Linked DNA regions of Homo sapiens: region 2 is linked to region 1. A link is an interaction called in ENCODE POLR2A ChIA-PET data of the cell type or tissue named here. Cell type or tissue: PC-9. All regions are shown on one strand.

Evidence for each region. ChIA-PET counts read pairs that join two places held together with the same protein. Peaks named below come from ENCODE experiments on the same cell type or tissue, not always from the same donor. Only the 100,000 strongest peaks of a DNase experiment are listed, where the experiment ranks them.
Region 2: POLR2A ChIA-PET joins it to region 1 with 11 read pairs; 2 of 35 experiments call an interaction of 5 or more read pairs at or near these places.

Annotation. Positions count from the first base shown.
Region 1 is chr4:77,085,913-77,093,912 of GRCh38, forward strand. No RefSeq gene overlaps it. Among named protein-coding and RNA genes, the nearest start is that of CCNI, 14 kb to the left of the region's middle. In PC-9, no CTCF peak of the experiment used is centred here; no DNase peak of the experiment used is centred here.
Region 2 is chr4:77,228,460-77,236,459 of GRCh38, forward strand. No RefSeq gene overlaps it. Among named protein-coding and RNA genes, the nearest start is that of CCNG2, 75 kb to the left of the region's middle. In PC-9, no CTCF peak of the experiment used is centred here; a DNase peak (open chromatin) is centred at 4,422.

The sequences.
Region 1 (8,000 bases):
GGTGCCTGCCTGTAGTCCCAGCTACTCGGGGGTCTGAGGCGGCTGAGGTGGGAGGATCACTTGAACCTGGGAGGTAGAGGTTGCAGTGAGCAGAGATCTCGCCACTGCACTCTAACATGGATGACAGAGTAAGACTCGTCTCAAAGTAAATAAATAAATAAATAAATAATACACAATCAGGGTTTCTAAGACTTCATTCTTGAAAAACTAAGCTGCCTTTTCTTTTATACTTTAAGTTTTAGGGTACATGTGCACAACGTGCAGGTTTGTCACATATGTATACATGTGCCATGTTGGTGTGCTGCACCCATTATCTCGTCATTTAACATTAGGTATATCTCCTAATGCTATCCCTCCCCCCACCCCGATCCCAGAACAGGCCCCGGTGTGTGATGTTCCCCTTCCTGTGTCCACGTGTTCTCATTGTTCAGTTCCCACCTATGAGTGAGAACATGTGGTGTTTGGTTTTTTGTCCTTGCGATAGTTTGCTGAGAATGATGGTTTCCAGCTTCACCCATGTCACTACAAAGGACATGAACTCATCATTTTTTATGGCTGCATAGTATTCCATGGTGTATATGTGCCACATTTTCTTAATCCAGTCTATCATTGTTGGACATTTGGGTTGGTTCCAAGTCTGCTATTGTGAATAGTGCCGCAATAAACATACCTGTGCATGTGTCTTTATAGCAACATGATTTATAATCCTTTGGGTATATACCCAGTAATGGGATGGCTGGGTCAAATGGTATTTCTAGTTCTAGATCCCTGAGGAATCGCCACACTGTCTTCCACAATGGTTGAACTAGTTTACAGTCCCACCAACAGTGTAAAAGTGTTCCTATTTCTCCATATCCTCTCCAGCACCTGTTGTTTCCTGACTTTTTAATGATCGCCATTGCAACTGGTGTGAGATGGTATCTCATTGTGGTTTTGATTTGCATTTCTCTGATGGCCAGTGATGATGAGCATTTTTTCATGTGTCTTTTGGCTGCATAAATGTCTTCTTTTGAGAAGTGTCTGTTCATATCCTTCGCCCACTTTTTGATGGGGTTGTTTGTTTTTTTCTTGTAAATTTGTTTGAGTTCATTGTAGATTCTGGATAGTAGCCCTTTGACAGATGAGTAGATTACAAAAATTTGATCTCATTCTGTAGGTTGCCTGTTCACTCTGATGGTAGTTTCTTTTGCTGTGTAGAAGCTCTTTAGTTTAATTAGATCCCATCTGTCAATTTTGGTTTTTGTTGCCATTGCTTTTGGTGTTTTAGACATGAAGTCCTTGTCCATGCCTATGTCCTGAATGGTATTGCCTAGGTTTTCTTCTAGGGTTTTTATGGTTTTAGGTCTAACATTTAAGTCTTTAATCCTATTAGGAAAAGAGGAAGTCAAATTGTCCCTTTTTGCAGATGACATGATTGTATATCTAGAAAACCCCATCGTCTCAGCCCAAAATCTCCTTAAGCTGATAAGCAACTTCAGCAAAGTCTCAGCATACAAAATCAATGTGCAAAAATCACAAGCATTCTTATACACCAATAACAGGAAAACAGAGAGCCAAATCATGAGTGAACTCCCATTCACAATTGCTTTAAAGAGAATAAAATACCTAGGAATCCATCTTACAAGGGATGTGAAGGACCTCTTCAAGGAGAACTACAAACCACTGCTCAATGAAATAAAAGAGGATACAAACAAATGAAAGAACATTCCATGCTCGTGGGTAGGAAGAATCAATATCGTGAAAATGGCCATACTGCCCAAGGTAATTTATAGATTCAATGCCATCCCCATCAAGCTACCAATGACTTTCTTCACAGAATTGGAAAAAACTACTTTAAAGTTCATATGGAACCAAAAAAGAGCCCGCATTGCCAAGTCAATCCTAAGCCAAAAGAACAAAGCTGGAGGCATCACACTACCTGACTTCAAACTATACCACAAGGCTACAGTAACCAAAACAACATGGTACTGGTACCAAAACAGAGATATAGACCAAAGGAACAGAACAGGGCCCTCAGAAATAATGCCACATATCTACAACTATCTGATCTTTGACAAACCTGACAAAAACAAGAAATGGGGAAAGGATTCCCTATTTAATATATGGTGCTGGGAAAACTGGCTAGCCATATGTAGAAAGCTGAAACTGGATCCCTTCCTTACACCTTATGCAAAAATTAATTCAAGATGGACTAAGCTGCCTTTATTATGAGATAGTGATTTAACAGATATTTGAGTCCCAGTTGCATGCTGGGTTAGGCACTAAAAGAGATTCTAAGGTGAATGAAATATAGACCTGCTAATAAGAAACGTAATTATTCATTCTTTAATTGAGCAACATTTGCTAGCCGTGTGACCTTGAGGCAAGTTACTCAGCTTTTTGTTGTTGTTTTTTTTGTTTGTTTGTTTTTTGTTTTTTGAGACAGGGTCTGGCTCTGTCATCCAGCCTGGAATGCAGTCTCAACTTCCTGGGTTCAAGTGATCCTCCCACCTCAGCCTCCGGAGTAGCTGGGACTATAGGTCTGTGCCACCATGCCCAGATAATTTTTGTATTTTTGGTAGAGACGGAGTTTCACCATGTTGCCCAAGCTAATCTCAAACTCCTGGGCTCAAGGGATCCACCCACCTTGGTCTCCCAAAATGTTAGGATTACAGGCCTATTATGGCCTACTGAGTAGGCCTATGCATGGCCAACTCAGCTTTCTATAACTTGACCTGTTTCGTCGTCTGTAAAATGGAGGTAATGATGTATCTCCTAGAGTCTTTATGACAATTAAGTGGGATAATATTTGCAAAAGGCTTAGAACAATGTGTGACACATAGGAAACCCTCATTTTTAGCTTAACTATTGCAAGAGGTCTTTATGTGCTAGGCTTGAGTATGTGAGGTATTAATGATTTGCTGTGTAACAAACTACCTCAAAATATAGCTGCTTAAAACAACAAATATGTATTATCTCATACAGTTTCTGAGGCTCAAGAGCTCTAGCTGGGTGGTTCTGGCTCAGCATCTTTCATGAGGTTACTGTTAGTGGTGGCAAATCCACACAGGTCTGCAGCAACCTCAATTCTTGCCTCCTCAGAAGAAAGAATTTGACTGAGGGGCATAAGGCAAAGGTAGAGACTGAGGCAAGTTTTAGAGCAGGAGTGAAAGTTTATTAAAAATCAGGCTGGGCGCAGTGTTTCATGCCTGTAATTCCAGCACTTTGGGAGGCCAAGGCGGGCGTATCACCTAAGGTGGGGAGTTCAAGACCAGCCTGACCAACATGGAGAAACCCCGTCTCTACTAAAAAAAAAAAAAAAAAAAAAAAAATACAAAATTAGCCGGGTGTGGTGGTGCATGCCTGTAATCCTAGCTACTCAGGAGGCCGAGGCAGGAGAATCGCTTGAACCCGGCAGGTGGAGGTTGCGGTGAGCCGAGATTGCGCCATGCACTCCAGCCTGGGCAATGAGCAAAGCTCTGTCTCAAAAAAAAAAAAAAAAGTTTATTAAAAATCTTTAGAATAGGAATGAAAGGAAGTACACTTGGAAGAGGCTCAAGTGGGCGACTTGAGAGATGAAATGTGCGGTTTGACTTTTTGACTTAGGGCTTTGTATGTTGGCATGCTTCTGGGGTCTTGTGTCCCTTCTCCCCTGATTCTTCCTTGGGGTGGGCTGTCTGCACGCACAGTGGCCTGCCAGAGCTAGGGAGGGGAGCATGCTCAGTGTGTTCACTGGCATTGTATGCATGCTCGCTTGAGGTGTTCTTCCTTACCAGTCAAATGTTTATAGAAGGTCATGTATCAGTTAAACTGCCATTTTGCCTCTTAATGTGCATGCTTGAGCCCACTTGCCCAATTCCTGAGATCTTATTGGGAAGCTGCTAAGTTTCTGGTGTTTCTGTTTATTGGGAGACTTTCTTTCCCTGGCACTGGCTGCAACCAATTATTATTTTAGAGAGACAGTTTAATAACGGCCTGACCATCACCTGATGGTTGCCTGACATTCCTGTTGTGGGAGCCTCTCTCCTGCTCTGCTCATGTCTGACTAGCTATCTACTGTAACATTTCAATGAGCTTGTTGACTGGGGCTGAAGTCATGGAGGGATTGGAGAATCTGCCACCCAGTTCAGTGGCTGTTGGCAGAGGCTTCAGTTCCTTGCACTAGGTCTCTCCATAGGGCTGTCCAAGATCAGGCAGCTGGCTTCACATGTAACAAGTGATGGTGGGGGAGGGCAGAGAGAGACAAGATAGAAGCTGCAACTGCTGCCATATTCTGTTCAGTAGAAGCAACTCACTAAGTCCAGGCTATACTGAATGGGAGAGGAATTAAACTTGAAGAGTATCAAATAATTCATGGACCTATTTTTAAAACTGCCACAGGTATGGAAAGAAAAGTAAGGGTTATCTAAGTAGACAAGAACAGATACGATAGGCAAAGGGTGTAGCGGAAACAAAGGAATAGAGATAATAAGAGAATTACATAGAATGCACTCTAGCATGGCTAGAGAATTAAGGTGATTACTTCTTCCCATTTTATTTTATTACCATTATTATCATTACTATTTGGAGACAAGGTCTTGCTCTGTTGCCTGCGCCTGAGTGCAGTGGTGTGATTATGGCTCACTGCAGCCTCAACTCCTGGGCTCAAGCAGGAGCCCAGCTAATGTCTTTTGTAGAGACAGTCTCACTGTGTTGCCCTGGCTGGTCTCAAACTCCTGGTCTCAAGCAGTCCTCCCACCTCAGCCTCCCAAAGTGCTGGGACTACAGGTGTACACCACCACACTCAGCCTCACTTATTCCCATGTTATTTCTTTGCTTGTTTGTTTGTTTTTTGTGATGGAGTCTCGCTTTTGTTGCCCAGGCTGGAGTGCAATGGCACGATCTTGGCTCGCTGCAACCTCTGCCTCCCGTTCGAGCTATTCTGCCTCAGCCTCCCAAGTAGCTGGGATTACAGGCATGCACCACCATGCCCAGCTAATTTTGTATTTTTAGTAGAGATGGGGTTTCACCATGTTGGCCAGGCTGGTCTCGAACTCCTGACCTCAGGTGATGCACCCACCTTGGCCTCCCAAAATAAAGTAATTTTCCCAATATATACAATTAGTAGATGGCAGATCCAGGGCCTGAAACCATATTTCTGATTATAGAATATTTGATTTTATCTCTATGTTGGGGTTCTCCTGAGAAACATAGCCAACAGGGAGGGTGGGTGTGCCTGTGTGTGGAGAGAGAGAGAGAGAGAGAGAGAGAGAGACAGAGAGAGAGAGAGACAGAGAGAGAGAGAGATTTATTTTAAGGAATTGGCTCATGCAATTGTGGAGGCTTGGTAAATCCAAGATCTGCAGTCTAGGCTGGAGACCCAGGGAAGAGTGGCAGTTTCGAGGCCATAATCAGTCTGCTAGCTGAATTCCTTCTTGCTCAGGGGAGATCAGTGTTCTATTAAGATCTTCAGCTGATTGGATGACACCTACTCTTATAAAAGGTAACGCTTTACTCAAATTATTCTGATTTAAACGTTAATCTCATCCATTAAAAAAAATAATAAAATTAAAAACATCTACTCAGAAACTCCAGAATGATGTTTTACCAAGTATCTGAGCACTGTGGCTCAGACAAGTTCACACATGAAATTAACTGTCTTACTACCTTATACAACAATGACAATTTACAGTTCAGACTGCAAAGGTCCTTGAATGCCATTTTGTTGGATTTATGAAAATTAACCAGTGGCTCTCTAAGAGATTTGACCTTCATCATCTGATACTGGCAGCAGGAATGAGGTGGGGTGGGTGTCCTATAGAATAGTTTAATTTCTTTAGGGAACGTGTGTTGGAATATTTGCCTATCATGCTTGATTTTCAACCTTATTTTGACACATGACAAATTGGATGTTTTTTCCTTTCAATACTTTTCCTTTTGGTCCACATATTTTTAGTAATTAATCATTTTTTATACATTTTACATATCTCTTTTTTCTTTTTTTGGGGTGGAGAGACAGGGTTGCTCTCTGTCGCCCAGGCTGGAGTGCAGTGGCACAATCTTGGCTCACTGCAATCTTGACCTCCTGGTCTCAAGTGATCCTTCCACCTCAGCTTCCCAAGTAGCTGGGACTACAGGAACATGCTAATTTTTGTAGAGATGGGGTCTCGCTATGCTGCCCAGGCTGGTCTTGAACTCTTGGCCTGAAATGATCCTCCTGCTTTGGCCCCCCAAAATATTGGGATTACAGATATGAGCCACCTCACCCAGCCATTTCATGTATTTCAATATAATGACTTAGATTTCAAAAATATTTTTCTTTGGCCAGGTGTGGTGGCTCACGCCTGTAATCCCAGCACTTTGGGAGGCCAAGGCAGGTGGATCACCTGAGGTCAGCTGGCCAACATGGCGAAACCCCATCTCTACTAAAAATTCAAAATTAGCTGGGCGTGATGGTGGGCGCCTGAGGTCCCAGCTACTTGGGAAGCTGAGGTAGGAGAATCGCTTGAACCCCAGAGGTGGAGGACATAGTGAGCCGAGATCGTGCCACTGCACTCCAGCCTGGGCGACAGAGCAAGACTCCATCTCAAAAATATATATGCATATATATGTATACTTTTTTTCTTTATTGTATATTCTCTCCTATTTAGTCTTTCTTAACTTTAACTTTTTCTTTCTCTTTGAGGCCTTATTTCAAGGCTTACTTTTAGATATCCCTTCTACCAAAGTGCAATGTGAATTTAGTAAAGATGACAGAAATGTAGGTGAGAACTAAAGGACCCAGTTTGTAGACCATCTGGACTAGGAGATTCAAAAGGTATAAATATTGTTCAAGCTTCATTTCTTTGCAGGCAGTGCATAAAAGAAAAGCTATTTCAACCTTGATGCTGGAGAGATTTCTCTCTGTAGCTAACATAGAACAGGAAACCTTAATATTTTTCTTGGTGCCTCAGAATTTAAAGTCACATTGGTCCCAGACTGTTGTTTTGGACCACTTGAAACAGCAGGAGAAAACACGTAATTGGGAGTGGGCTGGAGAATGTTATGAGGCCACTCAAAAGTGATCTGGATTATAAATCTATGCATACACCCTATTAGGAGAGAACAGGAAGCAGAATCTAGAAAACCAGTAGAGCAAAAGTTCTGATAAGCTAGAAGAAAAAGCAGAACCAGACTTGCAGAGTAAATGGGGGCCGAGACCTCATAATAGAGTGTAAAACAGAGTGAAAGGATTGGGAGCTAGTTTTATGGTTATATCCATATTCTGGTCAGTTGTTTTGTGGAAACCGCAAAAGGGAGGGTGAGCATCAGATGGTTAGTTAAAATCAGCAGTGTAGCCATTGTTTTGAAAGGGCTGGTTTCTGTTTTGCCTGTAGGGAAGGAAGCCTGATGGTGGTTAGCAAGGGAGAGGGTATAAGGAGTGGGATCTCCCATTGCATCATGGCCCTGGGAATGTAGTTTTAAGGTTTCTCTGTGGTCCTCTTGGCCAAGAGGGGGTCTTTTCAGTCACTTGGGGAGCTTTCCAAGAGAAGATTTTGAAAGTTTATTCATCTTTTTGTTTTTAATAAAATTAAACCATCTTGGAAAAATAGTTTCTCCTATTTTACCTTGAAAGATTGCCAGGTGTGGGCATTCTGTGAATTCTCTAAGTAACACATTCCAAAGGAATTTTCTTCTCCTTTTAATTGTGTTCCGGAAGCTATTATTAATAGGTTACTCATTTGAACTGTATGACAGCAGGAAATAAGACTCAAAGATCTAACCACACTAAATAACTCTTTGGATTAACCCATGTAGAAAATGATCAGCTAATTTTGACTTAAATCTTGCTTATACTAATGACCACTTGCATTTTGAAGAAAAAAATTAATCATATTCCCAAATCCACTACTCTAAAGTATGAGATAATTTCTATTCCAGAATCTTTTTGTTTTTGTTTTTAAGACAGAGTTTTGCTCAGTTCCCCAGGCTGGAGTGCAATGGTGTGATCTCCACTCACTGCAACCTCTGCCTCCTGGGTTCGAGTGATTCTCATGCCTTAG
Region 2 (8,000 bases), 140 kb after region 1:
CTGTGCAGAATGTATCCAGGGTGGTGTCTTAATCTTTGATTCTGGATGTAGAATGTCTTAAACTGCTTGTCGTTGTAAAACGGAGGTATATTTGACTGGTTAATTGCCAGATGACTAAAACCTTACTTTTTACTTCATTTTGGAGACTTTGAAGGCCTGATTCAGAGTTGAAGGCTCAGAGTTGAAAGAAACGTGGTAGACTTACAGTAGACTTCCCTCACACCCCAGGTAGCTCCCTCTTCATGTCAGGTGTGTTAAATGAGGCTTGTATACTTGTATGCCTACCATGTGACAGAAGCTGTGATTTACTCCTAACTCTCATCTTATTGCTAAAGACTTGGCTGGAGAAAAGCTAATATGCCTGCACGACATTCTTGTTCCCTTTCCTAGGAAAAGGCACCTAGACCTTACAGCAACAGGCCAGGATGGCATGGTCCTGGTGGAGTGGGAGCAGAAGCATAGAAGCACTTAAAGTACATCCCCCATGAGTATTCACTGTTCCCTGCCCAGGTAGTCTTAGGACCTCCTGAGTCCCATGTCCTGCCTGGGCCCATCTGTGAGGTGGGGGAGATGCATCTTCACTAGATGAAGGGCACAGCTAGATTTAGGATCTTGGCTTTTCTTCAGATATTATCCTCCAGGTTTCCTGATATACCTTGGAGCCAAGACTTGATAGGTGGGGATTCCACTCCAATCCATACCACAGACTAATTGTCTGAGGGAATTCTGTGTACTAGATACAGACTGAAAAGAGTTGGATTCCATTTACCTCTTCACCTGCCTCCACCCATTAACATAGATTAATCTCTCCTGAAACTTCTGTAGACCACTGCCACCCATGCCTCTGGGCTTGGTCAGTCATCCTCACATCTGCTACAATGGGCCACCTTCTAGAGCTGCTGGCCAATTTGGGAATTTTTAGATATGGTTCATGTTTTTTCACCCTACATTGCTTTAGGGTTGGGGCTTCTTACTATGCTTTAGGTTTCAGCTCAGAAGTTACTGTCTCACCTTCGGTCATCTTCCTTCATGGCTGGTCACCCTATGTGCTCCCCAAGATGCTCAGAAACTTAATGGTGTGGCTCCAAGCTTCAGACACCGACTTGTACTTGCTGAGCCTAGCAGAGTGGGAGGGGAAGCTGGGCACTAGGTTACATTCTCATTAGTCTTGCCAAGGATTTTGGACATGACCTGACATGTAGTAGGGAAGCTGTTAAGAATTACAGGTGATTTGCAGGTGTTTGTCATCAGACTTAATTTTATAAACTTGCCATTCTAGAAAACAAAGATGTCAGGAATCATGGGCAGGGGAAGCCATTTTGAGTGTCCAAGTCTTGGTGAGAAATGGAATAGGGTGGCAGGATTGGAAATGCAAAAAACATTTGAAGGACACAAGAGATGTAATCAATAGGATTTGGTGGCTCCTGAAATCCTTACCGGGAATATGGGTAAACATAAAGACAGCATAATGGAGGGGATCTAGTGTCCAGGTCCAAAGATAGCCATACTCAAAAGCACCCAATGATGGAGACATGTATAAGATACATGAGTAGCCATGGTGTAGGACTCAGCCAAATGAGTCATAAAGGTAACTTGGCTTTCACTGGCTAATACTTCAATATTCCACTGGCTTCAACTTTTAACATTAGGCCCTCTTTTATGCTGGACTACCTCTGGCATTGAGAGGTTTTATTTCACCATTGCAGCAGTACGACTGGGATATAATACCCAAACTTGAGTTGCAGAGTAAAACTGTTACCCAAAACTATAAGTTTCCAAATGCAAGGCTTTCTAAAATGGTGGTTTAACATAATGTAATACAACATAGGTATGTGGCCTGAGGTTGTAGCTTATAAACCATATCCATATATCAGACAAAACAAGACAGAATTCTGAAAGGGAGTCAAAGATAAAAACTACAATGTGACACTGCTAATAAAGTCTTGTAACCTTGTACAGATTGTAATCCTGGCCCTACCTACCATGATAGGATGTATATGTTGTCAGGTTAGCTTCTACCAACCTCAAGTGTCCTACAAGTTGAGCTTAGGTGCCTACTTGTATTCTGGCTAATCAAGGGGCAAGAGTTTAGTACTTGCAAGAGGATCTTTACCATCACCAGTAGTCTGTACCACCTGGTATTTAAAGGAAGCCCTTCTGATGTGATGCCAAATTCAACCACACGTGTAATATACTAGCTAACCTCATCAGATTGCCTCTGCTTCTCCCACTGTGTGGTGGGCCAACCATGCCTAACCCTTCTAAAGTTGATCAGCTGATTTAGACATCAATCTGGCTTTGAGTGTAGTAGTCAGATGTTAGCTACTGGCAGGTTCAGGTGCAGTTCTGCTGAGGAACCTCATGCGAGAACATCACCAAGAACATGTAGGGCTATGGAGCACTTGTCACATTGTGCAAGTTCTGGCCCCTGAGGCTAGTGTATTCAGTACCTCACCAGAATCCAGGTAAACAGCAGCTTGTCATCCAATTGTGTGGCCTGGGCAAGATTAGCAAAGCCATTTGTATTGTCTTGGGTCTTTGGGCTAGAGATGTAAATACAGGGCTTGGGCATGAGGTTACTCAAGCAGCCCTGGTGAAGTGTAGAAAAGTAGCAGGAAGTAACTAGCTCTTTTGTTTCCTGCTGTGGGTCCTCTGGGTAGGCCTGGATTCCCTGGGGTGGATTCAGTACTTACACGCGTGATCCTTGAGCAATGTCACATGGATGTGTGAAGCTTGGCACTGGAAGTCCCAGTTGCATGATATGTCGAAGATCAGTCAAGACAAAGCAGGGGTACAATAGCATTAAAAGATCAGGTTATCTGGTGTTTTCTGGGGAAGCATTTCAAAACTGAGGGGGGAAGTATCACTTGTCAGTAGGTAGGTGTGCCAATTATGGATTCTTTGGCTTAAAGTTATGAAGCCATGACAGTAAGACACTGTGGGCCCTAGGAGAAGTGAAGTTCTACTCCCTTAAGCCCTGGCTTTTTATTAGATTAAGAAACTATGGGATTCACTACTAGTTAGCTAACCCAGTACCCATATGTAACCCCTTTTCCATCACCAAAGTAGCTGTGAAAGGAATACATTGCTAAACTAGCCTCCAGAGAAGGTGAATGTAAGAGATAAGTCACAAACATAAGTCTGCTGGTAGGCTCCTGGGAAAGCTATTTATTTGACTAAAAATAGCATAGCAGATACTGCTCTACCCTGTATTTGTACCTGAAATATCCATGATATCTGGAGCTTAGCCATCTTGGGCCTTAGGTACAAGCATGTTGATAAATATCCTAAAGATCATAGGGTGAATAGGACCTGGTGACATCACTGTACAGTACAAATACCAGTAATTGCCTGTCTTCAGACTTGCTATATATGGAAAACAATCCTTGATGTTCAAGCCAACTGTTACTGTGTACGTCCAAATACATACCTGAACCACTGGATAAGACTCTAAATTTCAAATCTTAATTCATTCTCTTCCAAAGTTTCTGTAGTCCAGAAAAGGAAGAACAAGGCCAGGCTGCTTACTTGTATCATAACGGTTCTCCAGACTGGTCATTGAGATGAGGCAAAGGTAAACAGTCCTAAATATCCTTAGTCTGAGATGGACAAAGATGTACTCCCTTTATTTCTCTACCTAAAATGACTTCAACACTTCAGTTAAATTCAACAAACCTGAATTACTTTTAGGTTAAGAATTTTCAGGTAAAACCAGTTGACTCACTCTTCCACATGTACTTAGTTTTTGTTCTTCTAAAAGCTGACGCTGAGACAAGGATTTGGGTGTAAGTAACTAAATTGTGGGGGTGATGGCAGTAGCACACTGAGGGAGACAGAAGTGAGACAAGGCAAGTAAAACAAAACGTTGGTGAGAAGGTGAGCCCGGTGGGCAACTGGGCCCAATTCTGAGGAATGGTCTAGGTGGACTTCTGGGGGAAATCAACACATCCCTGCCCCTCACTCACTGATGGTCCTTTCCAAGGACTAATTGCAAGTGCTCTCGGCCTGCCCTGCATGCAGGCAAGCATGGTCCTATGGCAGGAGAGCACAGGCAGAGACGGATAGCTATTGGCATGTGTCTGCAGCTGACCGCTGGGTGACTTGAGCAAATATCCAAGAGGAGCTGAGTGTTTGGTGTAACTTGCAGCTAGATGCACTTGTGCCGCATATTGAGTTCACTTATTCTCAGCTTGAATGGTCACCATCTTGAAGAACCACCCTTTAGAAAGAAACTGCAGTAAAAGAGTGACAAGTGACACTCACCACAGCTGCAACTCATCCAGAGATGGTAACGATGTCCATCTCTTCTAACCACACATTCTAGAGGCTTTTCCATGCTCTGCCAATATCTATGCTAATCTTGATTGCTTACTCAGTAAAGTGACCCAGACGATGACTCATGAGAGGCCTGAGCACCTTGTACTTGTCAGACCATCATTGCTGCATAATCTGGTTCCTTACCTCATGGTGGCAACAAAGTACTGTGGTGAACCCCGTATATCTAGATATAATCCTCCCTTACATAACAGAACCTACTTGAACAGGATAGGCGTCAACTACCCCTGCCAATAGAATAACTCCTCTCTGCTTGATGGTCTACTGGTATGAAATGCCTAACCCATTCTACAGCTCCTAAAAGATGTATCTGCCTCTAGGGAATCAACAGCTCTGATCCTATGGGGGTAAGTTTGTGAGACAGGAAGCATTTCAGTCTCCAAGTGGGTCACCAGTATGTGACAGAGGCCATACATCTACTTCTTGGCTATTGGACACCATACTATAGTTTTGGGGGCCAAAATACTGTTATGGCTGCTCAACTTACAGTACAACTTCATATGCTACTGGGATACTTAAGGGTTGATATGAAAACAGGGGAAACCTCTCCCTAGTTGAGGTGCAAAAGCAAAAGTACTAGGTCTCTGGGTAAATAGCCAAAATGGAAAACTAGTATGGAAGGCGGCTGAGATCACATGGCTCCATCTGTGCTCAAGCTTCTCATGTTTCTTAGCTCATCTGGGATTCTTACTGCCTGAACCATCTACCAGGTGTTCGCTCATTTTCTTGGTGCCTTTTACCTCTCGGAAGTGGTTCCTCAGGTACTCACAGGGGTGAGGGGTTTGCATGCTTGCCAAGTCCAGTACATGTGGACTTGGCAGACTGTGGTTCAGATTTCTATTTATGGCCTACTGGGTGGGAACCCATCTCTTCCTGGGAAGAGGGTACTGCTGATTCAGGATGTCTTGGTGCTTTCACAACTTGCCTCTGCCAGATAGTGGCTCATGCTTTCCAGGAATTAGGGTAAGTTCACCTAAGAGCAATAACTTGAGCATATCCTGAGTGTGAGACACTGTGTGGCAGATGCACCTGAACGTGCTCAGAGCTAGGGAATCCAAGAGTGGCCAACCTGGGGGATTTGTTCCCTGTCTGTGAGGAACCTCAGGGCCCCTGGCCTTTGGAACATGGGCTGTATGGGGGATTGAGGCCCTGAGTTTTGGGTTAAATGAGTTGTCAGGTGGAAATCCTTAAGGGGAGGATGCTACGTGAACTGCATGCTGTTAGCAAGTGGTTGTGGCTTTCTTGCCTAGCTCACCACCACTGGGCTGTGTTACCTTGTCCAGCCCACTGCCACTGGACTGCAGGAAGGCAGACGTGTTATCCAGCCACTGCCACTGGACTGCAGGAAGGTGGATATCTTGTCCAGCCCACCGCCACTGGACTATCTGTATGTAATGCAGTTCTGTCCAGTCTGCTGCCGCTTATTCTGTATGTAAGCCCCCAGTGAAACTCCATGTCTTGTTTGCTAGTTTTGGGTCTCTTTTGCCTCCTGAACATGATATCTTCCCTATTGAGGTTAATAGGGGTTCAGCACAATGCCAGGGCCACATCCTTGTGGTCAAAATGGAAGCCCAGGAACCTCATAGGAAAAGGGGGTGCTCAGGTACAAATGGGCCAAGGGGCTGACAGCATCTTTAGCCTGTGTGGACTGATGCTGGGTGCATGGAAACTTGTGATAAGATAGGTGATATGAAAGACTGTCAGCAATTTGGGGTGGGTCTTAAGTCTGGGCTTTCAAAGTATAGATCCTAGGATGAGAATGTGAGGGAATAAGGATATAGAACCAAGTAAAATTCCATGTAAAAATCCTTAAGTTGGTAGAGAAGGGTGAGGGTAAAGAGGTGAGCAAACATGTGATAACTAAGCATAGTCCCATGGGTGGTAACTCTAGTTCATCATGGCTGAAGAACTCTGGAGGGAGAACAGGTCATACCTCACATGTTTCAGTAAGTGGCAAGGGAGCGAAATTACTTACACCCCCTCTCTCTGTCATTGGATAAAGCCAGTCACTATAGGGACATACCCCAGGCTCATTGAATTCTCTTTCTTTGGGCTGGCTCCCTGAGAGATGAAACAATGCTAGCTGTTAGCAGTAAAATCACCAGGAGCTATTGTCCCTGAGATGGGAGAGGGACCTACGGAGGTGTTGGCAGAACACTGGCAGTCTCTTGGGGGGGGTCTCTAGAAGCCTGGAGTTTGAAGGGAGAAACCCTAGTCTGTTCCTTCCTAAATGCTAAGAAATCAAACACGTTCTCAAAATGAGGTGCCATGGTTGTCATGAACTTAAAGCGAGACCAAGCAATGTGGTTTCAGTGTGAACTCCCCAGAACCTGAGTCATGTGAAACAAATGAAACATTCTCAGGAGAAACTAGTGGAAAAACGGAGGCAGAGCAGGGGTTGGGAAGGAAGCTAAGGCTGTGATCTCTAGCAAAAATCATACTACAGGCTATGCAGACTCCTTGGATCCCCCAGGGCAGCACTAGACTGCAGGATACACCTCAGCTGTGCATCTTCTCTTCATCACACTGACAGCCATTCATTAGTGACCTGGTTTGGAAGGTCTGCAATGGGTGATTCTGGCTGCATATGTGTGCGCACACAGGCAAACGGGTCTAAGAACCCAAGTGCAGTGCTGCAAAATGGCTGCAGGTGCTGCTGTCTGAAGTCATGCAGAGGCTAGGACTGAGAAAGGAAATGGTAAAAAGGAATGAGAAAAGTGGGCATGGCTTAAATATGGTTCACTAGTAACACCATATTTAGAAAGAAAAGTACAAAGAGTAGGTGGCAGGTAGAGCACTCTTCCCTTTTTAAAATTTTGGTAGTTTCTGGAACAGGTGGTTTATGGTTACATGGATGAGTTCTTCAGTGGTTATTCTGAGATTTTGGTGCACCTGTCATCTGAGCAGTATAAACTATACCCAATGTGTAGCCTTCTATCCCTCACCCCCTTCCCTTGAGTCCCCAGACTCCATTTATATCATTCTTATGCTCTGCAACATGCCTGACTGTCCTTAGAACATAACATCTCACAGCTTACAGGTTCATCTTTGGGCTTTATTCCAAGAACAAGACAACTTTCAAAATGGTCTCATGGGAATGTCTGCTTTTCCACGGCTCACCTGGCATCTTGGAAGATAGTGATATGGGAATTCCCAAGAGTTAGAATCTTTGCAAATAGCCTATTCCTGGTTTTCTTCAAGTAATAAAATCCTTAGCATCAGTAATGCAATGATTGGCAACCTTTGGCTACCTGGCCTATCTGTGCAGGGGTCCTGTGCTGCATTCTTAGTCACTTTAACTCCTAGGCATGATTTCAGGACTGTTTTTTGGGGGAACAGTCGGTGAATCTTCTGTAGAAATTGAAGTTCTGGAGGTACAGTTCCTACTGAAGACACTCCTGTGCTTGGCCCCCATTTCATGTTAGAACAGCAGCTTGACTAGCATGTTCACTGAACAAGTGAATCACATGTTTCTAACTGTCAGAGGATGGATGGGATTTCCAGGAAGCAGATCATCAGATGGAGGTGAGCCTCAGGAAGCTCACCAGGGAGTGGTCTTGGGCTCCACACCTGTGAAAGCGAAGGAAAGGAAGAAGTGGAGCTGTGATGCCTTCTTCAAAGAAGCTTCAAGCCAACCCTGTCAGGGGGTTTTGAAGCCAAGGTCC